Linked DNA regions of Mus musculus: region 2 is linked to region 1. The links are chromatin loops, found by intact Hi-C in ENCODE. Cell type or tissue: heart. All regions are shown on one strand.

Region 1 (8,000 bases):
ATGAGGAGGATGTGGCTCGGTTGGTTGATGACCTGTCCAGCATGCAGGAAACCCTGGATGCCATCTGTATAGCACCACATAAAACTGGGGGTTAGGATCACACATTGTCTACCCAGTACCGAGGACTCGGAGCCAGGAAGACCAGAGTTCAAGGTCATCCTTGGCTCTACAGTGAGTTGGCAAAAGAGTAGCTCTGGGTACACGAGGCCTCGTTTCAAACCAGTGAAAACAAACTCTCTTCTGTAGAATTAACTAAGTTCTCAGATAGGCCTAGTGGCGCGAACCTGTAATTCCAGCCTTTGAAGATGAGGCAGGAGGGTTCAGAGTTCAAGGCCAGCGTGGCTCAAATAACATCACAATAATTCAGGTCTTCAGAGGGAGACATTCCCTCTATACTCTCCCCTCATCTTGATATTTGAGAGTAGTGAGGCTCTGGGGGTGTGCTCCTAGCCCCTGGGCATGAAGTGTGGCTGTCTAGGGCCCTGTCACTAGCCCACCGACCCATCTTCTCATTGGGCCTAATGAGTCATGTGTGGGAGTGGTGCCTGCCTCCAGATAATGCTGAGTTTGATGCCAGGAAAAGCTGCAGGCTCGGGGTGTGCCAGAGGCAGTTGAGTTCTGAAGCCTTGGCCCGACCCAAGACACAGCTCAAGCCCTAGCCTGCCCCTGTTAGTGGGAGCCCTGCTGAGTCCCTGAGAACTGAGGGGGTGGGAGGAGAAGCCAGCCAGGGGCTCTCCAGCTTCCACCATGACCCCTTTGAGTACCAGGACATGGGGAGAATGGTTTTGTGTCCCCAGCCTGAACTCACTCTCCATACACTTGCTGGGAAAGTCAAAAGGCATGCAGCACAGGCAGGGGAGAAAGAATGGGGCTAAGGCCCCATGACCCAGAGGGAGCAAAGATCCAGCTAACTTCAGAGCAAGGGAGAAAGGCTGAGGTTCCAAAAGCCACGTAGAAACCGTAGAAACCGCCAACCAAAGGCCCAGAGCAAAAGAAACCGCGGGAGGGTGAGATAACAGAGGATCAGGAAAACAGGAAGCCAGAAAAGGAAGCCTAGAAGGGAAAAAGAGGAGAGACAAGGCAAGGAGAGGGTGTCAGATAAGACTAGAGCGGAGGAGGAGAGATAAGACAACCAGAAAAGTAAACACCGCCTGGCGACCCTGGTCTCTTACATGTTGATTGATTCAAGGCATAGCTGTGCAGTGGGTGCTTGGGAAGTTGGGAAAAGTAGCCCAACTGACCCACATGAAGTGGTACATGCCTTTCTCAGTTCCTGTAGAGATTGATTTGAAAACAAAGATTCAAATATTCAAGACCAAACTAGGCTAGAGGGAGTGCAAGGAAAATCAGTTGAGATCCTATTTCAGACTAAAAAGAAGGGTGGATATAGCTAAATAGAAGAGCCTGTACTGGGTGCTGGAGAGATGGCTCAGCAGTTAAGAGCACTGACTACTCTTCTATAAGTCCTGAGTTCAATTCCCAGCAACCACATGGTGGCTCACAACCATCTGTAATGGGACCTGACGCCTGAAGACAGCTGCAGTGTACCTTATACATAAGATAAACAAATCTTAAATAAATAAATAAATAAAATGAGCCCATGCCTAGAATCCAGGGGTAGGGGGCGGTGAAGAGCCCCAGAGGCTGTGGGTGTGGCTCAGTGGTAGAGCTACTGACTAGAATTCCCGTAGTGAGGGGCTGGAGGGGCGTGACTCAGTGGTAGATATGATTCCCCAGTGAGGGGCTGCGGGTGGCTCAGTGGTAGAGCCCCTGCCTAGAATCCCCCAGTGAGGGGCTGTGGGCGTGGCTCAGTGGTAGATCACTTGTTCTTTTATGTTGCTAGGTCCTAGGCTTCATTTCTATTGCTGCAAAACCACCTCCCTCTACAGATAGTGACAGGGCCATGGAATGTGTGCTAGGTAAGGCAAAAAACAATAAACTGAGGCTGAAGCTGATTGGAATCACTCACAGAGACTCAGAATGTGCTCGGAGAATCTTTATTAAGCAAGGGCCACCAGAGGGCCAGAGAGGTGCTTGAGACAGGGCCACCTGGCTGGATATGGATGTTGTTGCAGGACAGGAGAAGGATACTCATTGATTCTCCTGGGCCACTGGGGTGATGATGGGGTTGGTAGCCACAGAGGCCTGTATCTTCTCCATCAGGTTTGCCCACTGGCGATGCATGTCTTCCACTATTGGCTCGAACCAGCCCTTGAGGCGGGCCTGGAAGATCTCCGCCTGCAGGCGTATTTGCTGGGTCTGTTCCTCCATCTTGGAGCGCACCTCCTCCATGTGCTCACGCACCTCCTCTAGGCGGTCACGGGCCTGGTTGCCCACTTCCTCCAGCCGCCCTCGGATGCGGTCACCAAAAGCCTGGGCGCGATCGCGCAGAGGCTGGGCGGCCCCAGCGCCTAGGTTGGCAGTGCGCTGGCGACCTTGCTCCACCAGAGGCCCCAGGCGCTCACGGATGGCACTCACACCGCGCTCGGCGCCCTCGCGTGCCCCTGCCTTGTACACAGCTAGGCGCTTCTGCAGATCCTCGGCATCCCGCATCAAGCGCTTGCGCATCTTGCGCAGGTGTGTGGAGAGCCGCGCCCGTATCTCCTCTGTGCTCTGGCCCAGCATGGTGTGCACCTCGTTGCGGTACTGCCCGAGTCGGTTGCGTAGATCCTCCATGTCGGCTCCGAGTCGGGCCTGTGCCGCCTGCACCTCTTTGCCCAGCCTGGCCCGTGTCTCCTCCGCCACTGGACCCAGCTGTTCCTCCAGCTCCTTTTTGTAAGCCTTTACTTCCGTCATAGTGTCCTCCATCAGTGCCCTGCAGGCCCAGAGGAAACACAGGAAGGAGATGAAGGCAGGACAGAAGGGCCAGAAACCACAGAGCAAGAGGTGATGGTACTCGCTTGTGTTCCCAGAAGTTGAGAAGCTGCGGCATAAGAATTGCAGAGCCTTCGAAGCCAGCTTGAGTTACAGAATGGGATCCTGTCTCAAGAAGCCAAAAGCCAATCGACCAAGCAAGTAATAAATGTCTGTTCCTCCCAGCATCCAGAAGGCTAAAGAAGGCAGGAGGATTCAAGGCCAACCTGGGCTACACACTAATTGAGAAAGGAAACAAGAAGGGGCTGGGGACCCAGATAGGAGGCAACCCTGGATCAGCTGGTGCCTGCCGAGGGTGAAAGAGCTGGACACTCACGTCAGTTCTTGTGTGACTTGGGAGCTCTGCAGCTCTTCCTGGACCTGGTCAGACAGCGTCTGCACCCAGCGCAGGTAATCCCAGAAGCGGTTCAGGGCCTGCTCCCAGGGTTGGTTGCTTTGCCACTCGAGCTGATCTGTCACCTCCGGCTCTCCCTCGGCTAGGCATCCTGTGTAGAGTAAGTTTAAGGCTGGGTCAGGACCTACAGTCTTTTTGGGTCTCTTTGAAGTGGGTCTGGAGGCTGTGGAGTCTGTTTAGATACTACAAGCATGCACTGTCTTGTATCCTATGTAGTTCAGAGCCGAGACTAGGCAGGTGTGGAATTAGAAAATGTATACCCCACTTTTAAGAGCAACTAAGAAATCAACTTTTTATTGTGTGTGTGTGTGTGTGTGTGTGTGTGTGTGTGTGTACCCTTGGAGGTCAGAGTTCTAGAGGGAATTGGCTCTCTCCTTCCACTATGTTGGTCTCAGAGTTAAGTCTTCAAGCTTTATGATAAGCACCTTTACCCACTAAGCCATCAATCCTCTTATAGTTAGGGGAAATCAAGGCCTAAAGAGTATATAAAACAGCTGCTCAGGGCTATTGAATCTCAGAGAGGTCTCAGAACCGCCTCAGCCTCAACCCACCAGCAGAAGAGATCTAGGGCTAGAATAGAGTCCACAGAGGAGCAGAAAAAGCGGCACCACAGCAAGTCCTTGCTCCATACCTGTCAGCAATGTGACCAACAGCACGGCCCACAGAGCCTTCATCTTCGCAATTGTGATTGGCCAGTCTGCGGAGGGAAAAATTGTCTTTGAACACCAGGGGGCGGGGGTGGAGGGACTCCGGCCACCCAGAGAACCCCATCTTCCCTTCTCAGATCTGTGAGCCATCACAAACATCTCCAAAACAGAGCACCCGCTCTTCCCAAAGGTCTGTTTACCTCCCCTTGCCGAGTTCGCTATCTCGGCACCCCGGGGTGGATCCGCTGCCAAAAATTCCAGCTCCCTCTCCTAGGGTTCAAATTCCACTTCACAGAGGGCCAGCGGGTGGTCCAGCTTACATTCCTCTTTCTTCCCGGCTAAGTCCTGCTTTCCATTTTGTGTTAATTTAACACGATTTTTAATCGTCCTCCATCCCTGCGAAGTGGTACCCTCCCACAACTACAGAACTTAGGGAGCTCAGCCATGAGGAGCCACAGTTTGAAACCAGTCCGGGTTACTTGGGGACTGTGATGGAAATCAGTAGGTATTTATATAAAAGCAGCCTAAGGCTCATCCCGAGTTTTTTCGCCATAGGATGGTTCCTAGTTGAGCCGGTACGCCGTGCACCGACAGTCCCGTACTCCTTCCTGGAGGTAACCCCTCCACCTGCTCTGACTCTGGCAAAGGCTAGTTACCTCGAGTCCTTAGTTTGTCCCCCAAGACTTCTATCGTGCTGCCTGCTTTTCCAATTCTTGTGCCTGTTTCCTGGACTCCGGGGGATCTCAAGGTTCCCAGCCCACATCCTACCAAGGTCCCTGGGTGAATCCCCAGCCCAGCTTGTCTTACCAGCTCCTTCCGAAACAAGTCCTTAGCCTCCAGGGTCTGAGCAGGGGATCGGATCCCAGACCGGTCCAATTATAGGACTCCCCCTGTCCCGCCCCCTCCTCAGGGCTAGGGCGGGCTGTGCCAGCCCCCTGTCACGAGGCGGGTTGTTCTCTCCCCCTTCACAGCAGGGCAGAGGAAAGAGGTGGAGTTTGGATGCCTTGTGACCCCCCGCTCCCCTCCCCCGCCAACAAAGGGAGCGGACACCTCATTGAATAATCCAGGCCTTGGTACTGGGGCACTGAGAACCGCTCCTTCCCTTTCCCCGCGGGGTCTGGTGCATTGTAAAGAAAAGAGCTGGCAGCCTAAATGGAAATGGGTGGGTGGGGGCTAAGAGGCTCAGCTTCTGGGGTGAAGATCGTTGTTCTGGGATCCCTCGTTGTTGATTCCTCCACCACAGGTGAACTCTTTCCATTCCAAGGCTGGGACGTGCTCCAGTTCCTTCAGGAGCTGTTCAGTGGTGGCTCCCGATGGGTTTGAAGCCATACATTAAGCCAAGCCCTGGGAAACCAAGCGTTGATGCTCCTGATCTGTTTCTGGCGATTGCCAGATGTGTCACCTTGGGAGGGAAGAGCTACCCCTACAGAGCACATTTTAAAAAGTTGTTTTGAGATAAGATTCTCAGGCTGCCCTCTAACCCACAAAGGTCCTTCTGCCTCTGCTGTAGCATGCTGGGACTGCAGGTGTGCACCCCTGCATGTGCATTTTCCACTCTCAAGCCACTTCTCTTTTCTTTTTCCTCATAAAAGCAGAAGAGCAGGAGCTGGAGAGATGACTCAGAGGTTAGGAGCACTGACTGCATTTCACAGGACCTAGGTTCAAAATCGCAGCACCCACACAGCAGCTCACAACTGTAACACCAAGATCTGCTACCCTCACGAAGGCATACATGCAGGCAAAACACTAATGCACATAAAAAAAAAAAAAAAAAAAAAAAAAGACAAGCCATAAGTCATTCACTGGAACATGGGTCTATAGTGCTAGCCATATGCAAAGCTGAGGCAGGAAGATCCCGAGCTCAGGTAATAGAATGAAGTCCTGGCTAAAAAGTGGAAAAGCCAGCTGGGCGTGGTGGCACATGCCTTTAATCCCATAATCCCAGCACTTGGAGGCAGAGGCAGGTGAATTTCTGAGTTGGAGGCCAGCCTGGTCTACAAAGTGAGTTCCAGGACCGACAGGACTACACAGAGAAACCCTGTCTTGAAAAACAAAAAAAAACCCAACAACAACAAAACCCCCAAAAAGTGGGAAAGCCATTGTACCTGGGAAGTCAGGTAGGACAAGGGGCTCAGAGACCACAGCAAGCTTGCTAGAAGCACTGCCTGCACAAGGTTCCCTGTTCCCAGCTGTTGATGGCAGGAGAGAAGCCACATAGCAGTGTTTGGCACCAGACACGGCAAAACATGATTCTGCAGGATGGGCAGAGGCGGAACACCTGGCTCCAAGGGTACGTACAGGGTGCCTGGCCAGGCCCAGGCCTGTTAGCTTTGGCTTCAGAAAACACTGGCAAGGACTGGGTGTGGTGAGATGATTTTCATGGGTTGCTAAGGGCCAGCTCCCATCTCCAGCCCAGGCAGTAGAGAGGGTCTTAGTGCTGCGGTCTAGGACACTGACCAGTTCATCGTGAGTCTTTGCTTCCCTTGGGATGCCATGAGGTGCAGCAGTGAGATGCAGAGCCCAATCTGAGGCCCTTATCGCACACCCCAGAGCAGGCCTCACGGAAAAGCACTATAGGGAACCCAGCAGCACCTGCCTGACACGTGAGGCCCAGAGCTACATCTTCAACAAAATTTAAAAAACAAAACAACTTGACATTTCCTGTTTCAGCCTGGGAAGGTGCTAGGGCCCGTTCCTCCCAGAGTAACTTTCCTTATTGTGCTGAACTTCCAGGAACTCCGTTTCTTCCTGAAGTTTCTGAGACCTCTGACCTTCCCACTGGGAGAAAGTCAGCACAAGCTACCACCTCAGCCCGTTTTGGGACAGGGAGGCTCCTGAGCCCCGTCTCCCTGCCCCCACCCTGTTTACAGAGACAAAGTCCTCTGCCAGCTCTCGGGGCCAGACTGCACAGAGGCGAGTGACCTGGAGCCACCCTCCTGGTGAGGCCAGGCCTCTGATGTTCCGGCAGTGTAAGTCCCCAAGAGCAGAGGGTGTGACCATGCCTGGCCAAGCTTTCTCTAAACTGCTTGGTGCTGCTGTGCTTTCTGAACCCTCGGCGCCGCCTGCTGGCAACCATGTCAACAACTGGAGAAAACCGAGGCCTCCCAGATCCTATTTTTTTTTCCACGTATATTTTTTGTTTTTTAAGTTTTTTTTTTTCTGTAAAATGTCCCGGTTTTCCATAACTTATAAACATGATTTCTATGGAGGGGTGGAGGGGGAAGTGACAGGCGGCTCGGCGCTCCTCTGCTGCCCTCAGGAGGACATCAAGTCTTTCCTTTCTGAGCCTGTGTACAGCCGCCTCTGCGCCTCTGCCTGGGCGCTCACAATCGAATGCCCTTCAGATCCCAGGACTCCCTCCGGGACCCCAGGCCCCCTGGGCACTGTCCCCTGGCGCTGGGGATCCTTGGGCATGGGAGGTCCCCTCCTTCCCACTGCCCCAACCCCAAGAGAGAGGGAGAGGAGGGGAGGGCAGCCGGCCCAGCGATGGTCTGCAGAGGAAGGACAGGAGGGCTCAGCCGATGGTGAGGCCGAAGCCACACAGGAACTTATTCTTGCGGTGGTTCAGGAAGGCGCAGAGGGACAGTGTCAGGGGCAAGGGCGGAAGCTTCTTCTCCAGCGTGGCGCCCACGATCCAGTTACTGTTCACAGAGCCTGTGGGCCGAGAGCGGGGCAGAGACTGGGTGGCTTGATGTGCCTGGCCACCCATCTCTATGGTAGCCACAACGGACCCGTATGTCCTAAGTCACAACCAAGGCCACTCCAGACCATCACAGCAACCCTTTAAGTGGCTCAACACCGCCCAGGCTTGACAAACCCATGTCACTGCGCAGAATGAGGTTCTGAACCTGGCTGTCACTATTCACACAGCTTCCCTGCTGTGCTGGCTAGTTTTATACAAGCTAGTCACCCCACCCCCACCTTTTTCTTTTTTTTCTTTTCTGAGACAGGGTTTCTCTGGGTAGCCCTGGCTGTCCCAGAACTTGCTCTGTAGACCAGGCTGGTCTTGAACTCAAGAGATCCAGCTGAGGGAACCTCAATACATATGTCTCCATTAGCTAGGGCAGCAGGCAAGCCTGTAGGGC
Region 2 (8,000 bases), 73 kb before region 1:
TGGGTTCCAGGTCAGCACCACATCCAATCCCAGCCCCAGGGAAGTAGAGAGATGAGGAGCAAGCATTTAAGAGCATCCTCAGCTAGATGGTTATTTTAAGGCCAGCCTGAGCTACTTTTTTTTTTCTTGATTTTTCAAGTCAGGGTTTTTCTATTGTAGCCATAGCTGTCTGGAACTCACTCTGTAGACCAGATTGGCCTCAAACTCACAGATATCTGCCTGCCTCTGCCTCCCAAGTGCTGGGATCAAAGGCGTGCGCCACCACCGCCCAACTTCAACCTGGGCTACTTGGAACCGTCTCAAAAATAAACAAAACCCTCCTTAAAGTCCATTCTCTCAGAAAAACAAAAAACCCAGCTGCACCCCTTATTTCTTGTACCCACCTAGCTTGGTGACCTTCAGGGCTGTGAACTTGTTCTTCCTCTCTCCTGGTTCCCAGCTTTCCCTCCATTCAACCCATTAGGCACCTCATGCTGCTGCCCCCTTCTGTGAAAGCCACACCTCTTTACCTTGCTCCCTTTTTCTTCCTGTCCCTTTATCTCTCTCTTTTTTTACTTTGTAGCCCAGGCTAGCCTAAAACTCACTATGTACACTATGTAGCTCAGACTGCACTCAAATTCTGCCTCTCTCTCATTGTCTTCTTCTTCTTCTTCTTCTTCTTCTTCTTCTTCTTCTTCTTCTTCTTCTTCTTCTTCTTCTTCTTCTTCTTCTCTTCCTCCTCCTCCTCTTCCTCCTCCTCCTTCCTCCTTGATTGGTTTGTTTGTTTGTTTGTTTTTTGAGACAGAGTTACACTTGCTCTGTAGGCCAGGTTGGCCTTAAACTCAGAGATCTGCCTGCCTGTGTGGCCTTGGTGCTGGGATCAAATGTATGCGCCACCCCACCCCACCCCACCCCACTCCCTTGGCTCAAATTCTCTTTGATCTTCCCGCCTCCAACTGTGAGTGTGGAGTTTCAGGCGCGGGATCTGATCTTCCTGCCTCTACCTGTGAGTGCAGAGGTCCAGGCATGAGATCTGGGCACGCCTGGCGGCACTATGTCTTCCCAGGCACTTCCATCTGCCAAGCCTCATCCTACCCTCCCTTTCTCCTGCTCAGTCTCTGTTCTCTTCTGACTCCACAGTCCACACTGTTAGCTCCTCCTCCATGGTAGTGATTTAGTTTTGGTCAAAGCTGGATTCTTGGTGCCTGGCACTGGGCCTAGTACAAGAAAGACCCCTGCCACCCATGAGTGAGCACCGGCCACAGAGGACAGAAATACAGATGGCTGCTGAGTGTGCTGGAGCTCCGAAGCATCCCTTGCTCAGATCCCCTCAAACCACACCAGAGCCCGCTCCCATCAAACAAGGTGTGTCCCAGCTTTACCAACGCTGGGACCCTCATCCTCCCAAACACCTGCCTTCTGATACTCACCCAATTCATCTGTGGAAGGAAGAGAAAAGAAAGGTGAAGGTCAGACACCATCAGACATGATATCTAACACAGATTCCCCCACCCTGTCCCCAAGGCAGACTTCCTGGGGCTTCCATCCCCAATCTTCTTAATCCCTTCCCGGGCTCTCCCTTCAGTTCTTAATGCTGGGGGCCCAAAAGAACTCAAGAGCATCCCCCAACACCTGCCATCCACTAAAACCCTCAGACCAGGATGATAGTGTTGCCAGGAACTTGTGGAACAGGGGGGAGGGGGAGCTGTGAGTGGATTTGGGGTGTGTATATGTGTAGCTGACAGACATGAGCAATTCTAAATAAATTCTGTACAGGTTCCATCCTGAAAGTCCACCCTGGGCCCGAAGAAACGGATCAAACCCTGGGTGCTGTCCACTCTGCACCCTAGCCTAGCTCCCAAAATCTCAGGCTCACCCCTACTTTGCAGAGGGGATGGATGGGAAGGAAAGGGCAGCAGCCATGCTACATACCTAGTGAGACCGCATCACTTCCCTAGTAAATATCAACAATGAAGTAGTGGAAACCAACCTCCCATCATTCCCCAGACAGGACTAGAGGAAGCCAGAGGAAGCAAATGGGTCCAGAAGTCACTCAGCAGGGAGGGTCACCCAACTGTTATTATGAAAGCTACTGGCTGGGGACTGAGCACACACTACCCCAGTATCTGCCAGATCCCTCCTCCTCCATTGCCTCCTGCCCTTCCTTTCTCCACACTCCCGGGAGTGGCTCCTGGCAGCCAGAACTTTGCCCCTTAGAAGGCAGCTTTCACATATCCTTATCTCCATGAGATCAGTAAATGCCAAGTTCCCTTCCAGAGAGATGGGGAATGCTAGGGCTTTGAGACCAGAGGGGACCTGACAAGACCAACCTCAAAATACTTTGTTTTGGAAAACCCTTCTTAGATAGCCATGCTGGATGAATCCAGAGATGCAGAGACAAACTTGAATTTCCAGGTATTGTGGCATGCGACTGTAATCCCAGCACTAAGATGATGAGGCAGGAGGACTGCCACTAGTTCCAGGCCAACCTGGGCTACACAGTGAGCTTCAGGGCAGCCTAAGCCAGACTAAACCTAAACTCAGGAAATTCTACTTGGGGCTCCTCAACAGACTCCTGGGAGCTGGGTGTGAGGCACCCCTTTGCCATCCTAGCTCTCAGGATGTTGTGTATGGAGGACTGTGGTCTCCCAGGCTTCCAGGAAACATGGCTTCCAGGCTGTGCATGCGGGCGGGGTCCAGAAGATCCCAACTTGCCTGTCATATGTCTCACTAAGACACACTGAGCTTGAGAACTGAATAGTGGGGACCATGCCTGCCACATTCTCACTTTACCCAGAGTTCAGCTTGTGTCTGGCACATCAGAAGGAAGGAATTTGTCCTTCCACCTGCCCTGTTCCATCAACCTGTCTCCACCCTACTTTTGAATGTCACTGACCTCCCCCAAGAACTCTTCACAGCCATCACTGCCTTTTATAATCGCACCTTTGTTTATAGACTTGCTTCCTTGTCTGGGTAGGAGCCCTGTAAGCACGGGGCTGGGACTATCTTGGTCACTGCTGTGTCCCCAGCAATGACCAGCACTGAGTCAGATGTAGAATTTGTACTCAATAAATAATAACCTAACAGATGCTATCAGGATCAACTTGTTGGGGACCTCAATGCTGTGATTCGGACTATACAAGCCTCAGCTCGCTCCTGTCCTGAACCAGCATTTGTGTCACTCCGGTCTCCAAAGCCAGCCCTACCTTTCTACACCTCTGAAACTCCCATTTTCTATACCTGCAACAGGCCTTCTGGTATCCACCCTGGGAGAAGTCTAGGCCTAGCCAACCACTGAAGCTACAGAGCTCTCACACTGATAAGATCCAGCTGCCTCTGTCCTTGAACTCTCAGGAGATAAGTTATGTTTCTTTTCTTTCTTTCTTTTTCTTTCTTTTTTTGATTTGTTTTGTTTGTTTGAGGTAGAATCTCACTATATAAACAGGATGACTTCAAAGTCGAGATCTTCCTGCCTCAGCATCCCCAAATATGGGGACTCTGGGCATGTAATAAAGGTTGTGATGCTAAAGTCCTGTTTCCCAATTGGTTCTTGATCTATCAATAAAAATGCCAGGAGCCAATTACTGGGCAGAAAGAAAAGGCGGGACTCCTGGGTCCCTTCACCATGCTTGGAAGGGAGAAAAGTCAAGCAGCCACAATTAAATTTGTTTATAAAAGTTGTCATGGTTGGGTCTGGAGAGATGGCTCAGCGGTTAAGAGCACTTACTTCTCTTCCAAAGGTCCTGAGTTCAACCACATGGTGGCTCACAACCATCTGTAATGAGATCTGATGCCCTATTCTGGGGTGTCTGAAAACAGCTACAGTATATTTACATATAATAAATCAATCAATCAATCAATCAATCTTAAAAAAAAAGTTATCATGATCATGGTGTCTCTTCACAGCAATAAATACCCTAACTAAGACAGGGTAGAACCCAGGGACTTGAACTTTTAAATAAATGTTTTACCACTGGGCAACACCACCAGCCCTTGAGGGTTTTTTGTTTATTTAGTTCACTTTGAGACACAATCTCTTATGTTACCCAGTGTACTGGCTGGTTTTGTGTCAACTTGACACAGCTGGAGTTATCACAGAGAAAGGAGCTTCAGTTGAGGAAATGCCTCCATGAGATCCAGTTGTAAGGCATTTTCTCAACTAGTGATCAAGTGGGAAAGGCCCCTTGTGGGTGGGACCATCTGGGCTGGTAGTCTTGGTTCTATAAGAGAGCAGGCTGAGCAAGCCAGGGGAAGCAAGCCAGTAAGGAACATCCCTCCATGGCTTCTGCATTAGCTCCTGCTTCCTGACCTGCTTGAGTTCCAGTCCTGACTTCCTTTCATGATCAACAGCAATGTGGAAAGTGTAAGTTGAATAAACCCTTTCCTCCCCAACTTGCTTCTTGGTCATGATGTTTGTGCAGGAATAGAAACCCTGACTGAGACACCCAGTATGGTATTTTGAATAAGAATGGCTCCCGAAGACTCATGTTTGAATACCTGATCTCCAGTTGGTGAAACATTTTGTAAAGAGTTAATAAGTGTGGCCTTGTTAGAGAAGGTGTGTCACCAGGCATGGACTTGGAGGATTCAAAAGTTCCCACCATTCCTAGTCTCCTCTCCCTCCCTCCATCTCTCCCTCTGTTTCTCCCTCTCTTTCTCTCTGTGGCTCTCTGACTTAAGCTTAGGGATCAGAAGGTGAGCTCTCAGATAGTACTGCAGCCTATGCCTGCCTGCCTCAAGCTAGTCTCCCTACTAACACGGTCATAGGCTCACCCTCCAAAACTGTAAGTCTCAATAAATCCTTTGTCTTGGTCGTGGTGGTTTGTCCCAGCAATAGAAAAACAACTAAGACCCTCAGAGAGGCCTTGAACAAGACAAGTAGCTGAGGATGGCCTTGAACTCCCTATCTTCCAGTTCTCACCCCCTAGGCACTGGAATCACAGGTGGGAACCAATAGGCCCCATTTTATAGAATGCTGGGTCCAACACAGGGCCTTGCACATGCTAGGTAAACTCTCAACCGAGCTACATCTTCTATCCATCTTGTTTGTGGGTTGTCTGTCTTTGTTTTGTGTTTTAATACAAGGTCCCACTATCAGCCTCAAATTTGTGCCCATCCCCCTGCTTCAGCTTCCCCTGTGCTGGGAACATTACAGAACAGTATAGGCATGTACTGCTTTTACTGGCAATAGTTGTTGTTGTTGAGGCAGGGTCTCTTCCTGTAGACCTGGCTGTCCTGGAACTCACTATGTAGCCCTGGCTGACCTCACTGAGATCTGCCTGCCTCACTATGTAGACCAGGCTGGCCTCACAGAGATCTGCCTGAGTATAAAGGAATAGACCATCACTGCCTGCTCCCTCTCCCTGCTTCACCAAGGGTCTAGATAATTTAAATGGACATGGTCTGAGAACTATGATAGTCTAACTAACTGCTATTATTACTCTTATTATCATGACTATGCCACTAACAGCTACTATGAACTGGAAGGCTATGAATTTGTAAGCATCAACTCATTTAACTTTCTCTATCTCCAAAAAGGAACAAATGGGTATGAAACAGATGAATAAAACTGAGGTAGTTTTAGGGAAATCACGTGAGGGGGTGGTAACATCATGTCTGAAATTCAGTTCCAAGGCCCAAAATAATGGATGATGGAGAACATCTAAAAGAGCCTTTACTTAGGGGGTCAGCAAATAGAACTATACAAGCTTCTAACAGTCTTGACAATATGGGCACGTAAGGAATAAAACAGGGAGAGACAACGCTGTGATTATAAAATGAAAAAGGGGTACTAATATATGTTTTAAGGTGTGTGGTGAGGTATGGGGGAAGGGGGTGCCTCCGTGGGCCCATGCCAAGGCATCCCTTCCCTGAGGGACCAGCCACTCGAAGGTTGAAGGTCGGTATAGTATAGAACAGAGTTTATTTAGGGCATGGGGAGGGGAGTTAAGAGAGTAGTAGAAGCCGGGCGTGGTGGCGCTCGCCTTTAACCCCAGCACTTGGGAGACAGAGGCAGGCGGATTTCTGAGTTTGAGGCCAGCCTGGTCTACAAAGTGAGTTCCAGGACAGCCAGGGCTACACAGAGAAACCCTGTCTCGAAAAACAAAACAAACAAAAAAGAGAGTAGTAGAAGCAGAGAAAGGCAGAGAGAAGTAGAGAAGTAGAGGCCAGCCATGACCACGTGGAGAGAAGGGGAAAGGGAATGGGGAGAGAGGGGAGCAAGGGAGCAAGATGGAGGGGATGCATCAGCCCCTTTTATAGTGAGCCAGGACTACCTGGCTATTGCCAGAGAAATGTGGGGGTGGAGTACAGACAGAGTACCAACAGACAAAGCTTGCAAAGTGGGTACACTCATTCCCTCTCCACGGGGGCTCCTCCAATCCCATTTCCTACAAGCAGGTGGGCAGGGGCTGTGGGGGTTGCTCACCTGTGGTCCTGGAGACCGTTAGTGACAGGGAAGAGAGGTCACTGGAACCTGTGAGATGGAGACCTGGATTAACAAACAATGCAGGACCAGAGACTCTGATGAGCCTGCTCCTCTCTCTGGCTTGGTCCCTTGAATAAAGTCCCTCCTCCTTACCGAGCTCAGGTGCAGGCCAGCCTTCTCTAACTCCTTTTTTTTTTTCTTGGTTTTTCGAGACAGTGTTTTTCTGTATAGCCCTGAGCTGTCCTGGAACTCACTTTGTAGACCAGGCTGGCCTCGAACTCAGAAATCCGCCTGCCTCTGCCTCCCAAGTGCGCCACCACAACCGGCTCTTCTCTAACTCTTGAAAAAAGTTCTGGCTTTTCGTTTCTGCCTTTGACTCCGCCAATCATCACTCAATATCCGCTACTTTCCCCATTAAGGTGGGACTTGGAGGACTCCTGATGCCTCAGGAAAACCCCCGTCTCCGTTCTTCCCTCAGGGCGAAATCCGAGCCCCAATACTTCGTCACTGGAGAACTTTCCTCTCCCCCATCTCGCTGCAGGCCCCGCCCCTTTTCAATCCCATCGTCAGGCCCCGCCCTTCGTTTTCTAAACAGGCCCTGCCCTTTCCCTAGACCTGCCACTACGCCCCACTTTCCCCCACCCCAACCCAAGGGTAAGTCCCGCCCACTCACTGAGCCACACACCTCTTCTTGCTCTTGGAGCCTGACCCCGCCCCTATTTCCTGTCAAGCACAGTCCTGGATCCTCCTCCTCGAGGTCAGGCACCGCTCCTCCTTAAATCTTGAAGCTGGGCCCCGCCTCTTTCTTTGCCTCTAAAGGCCTAAGCCTTGCGGGAGAAGGGTCCCCCTTGTTTGGAGAGAATAAAGCCACTTCCTCGAATTAGGCTCCGCCCCTTACTCCTAAGAGCAGCCTCACCCACTCTGTAAACCAGAAGCCTCCTCTGAGTTTGCCCCGCCCCTGTGTGTATGGCTCCTCCCCTTCAGAGTTATGCCCCGCCCCTCCTCTCGACCGCCGCCCGGCCCGCCCCCTTCTTTGCCTCAGGCTCAGGCCCCGCCCCCTTCTCACTCCTTAGCGGGACGCCTAGCCTGTATCTCCCCGGCAAGACCCTTCACCATCCTCTACCTTCTGCCTTATCCCTCGCGCAGTGTCCCCGCCACCCTTGTACTCTCCGCACCGAAGCGCGAATCCTGCGGAAACCCGCAGATGACTCCGAGCGCCCCGAACTCCCCGAGCCCGAGCCCCGCCCCAGAGGTTCCACTCTGCTTACCCAAGGCCCCTAGCTCGGGCGCGGACTCTCTGGCAGCGCGGCGACTCGGCATGGCCCGGCCCGTAGGGACCGACAGCCCGAAGGCCAGCTCAGGGCGAGCGCACACGAGGGCAAGCCGGGCAGTCGGACAGCCCGGTCGGCTGGGACGATCACCGGCCGGGCAAGCGGTGCAAGGCTAGGGCCGAAGGCCGGGCTGGACGCACGGCGCCCGGGGCTGCGGGGGGCGCCGGGCCGAGCGGGCGGCGGGCGGGGGCGGGGCGGCGGAATTCCCCGGCGCCGCCGGCCTGCGCACCCATTGGCTCGTACCCCTCCGTGACGTCACGTCA

What was found. Peaks named below come from ENCODE experiments on the same cell type or tissue, not always from the same donor. Only the 100,000 strongest peaks of a DNase experiment are listed, where the experiment ranks them.
Region 2: a loop joins it to region 1, with 4 times the contacts of the local background. A loop is called at or near these places in 1 of 42 quality-filtered maps.

Annotation. Positions count from the first base shown.
Region 1 is chr7:19,694,289-19,702,288 of GRCm38, forward strand. It overlaps Apoe (apolipoprotein E), which reads right to left and starts at 4,900. Exons shown (of 4, transcript NM_009696.4): 1 at 4,723-4,900; 2 at 3,900-3,965; 3 at 3,191-3,359; 4 at 1,956-2,815. The coding sequence starts at 3,942. The coding sequence ends at 2,092. Tomm40 (translocase of outer mitochondrial membrane 40) reads right to left here. Exons shown (of 10, transcript NM_016871.2): 10 at 7,025-7,569. The coding sequence ends at 7,430. In heart, CTCF peaks have their summits at 4,046 (motif pointing right) and 6,985 (motif pointing left); DNase peaks (open chromatin) are centred at 603, 4,853, 6,863, 7,293 and 3 weaker places; H3K4me3 peaks cover 4,146 bases; H3K27ac peaks cover 6,986 bases.
Region 2 is chr7:19,621,517-19,629,516 of GRCm38, forward strand. It overlaps Relb (avian reticuloendotheliosis viral (v-rel) oncogene related B), which reads right to left and starts at 7,922. Exons shown (of 12, transcript NM_009046.2): 1 at 7,675-7,922; 2 at 6,407-6,454; 3 at 1,410-1,418. The coding sequence starts at 7,726. In heart, no CTCF peak of the experiment used is centred here; DNase peaks (open chromatin) are centred at 6,425 and 7,145; H3K4me3 peaks cover 1,667 bases; H3K27ac peaks cover 1,667 bases; H3K27me3 peaks cover 958 bases.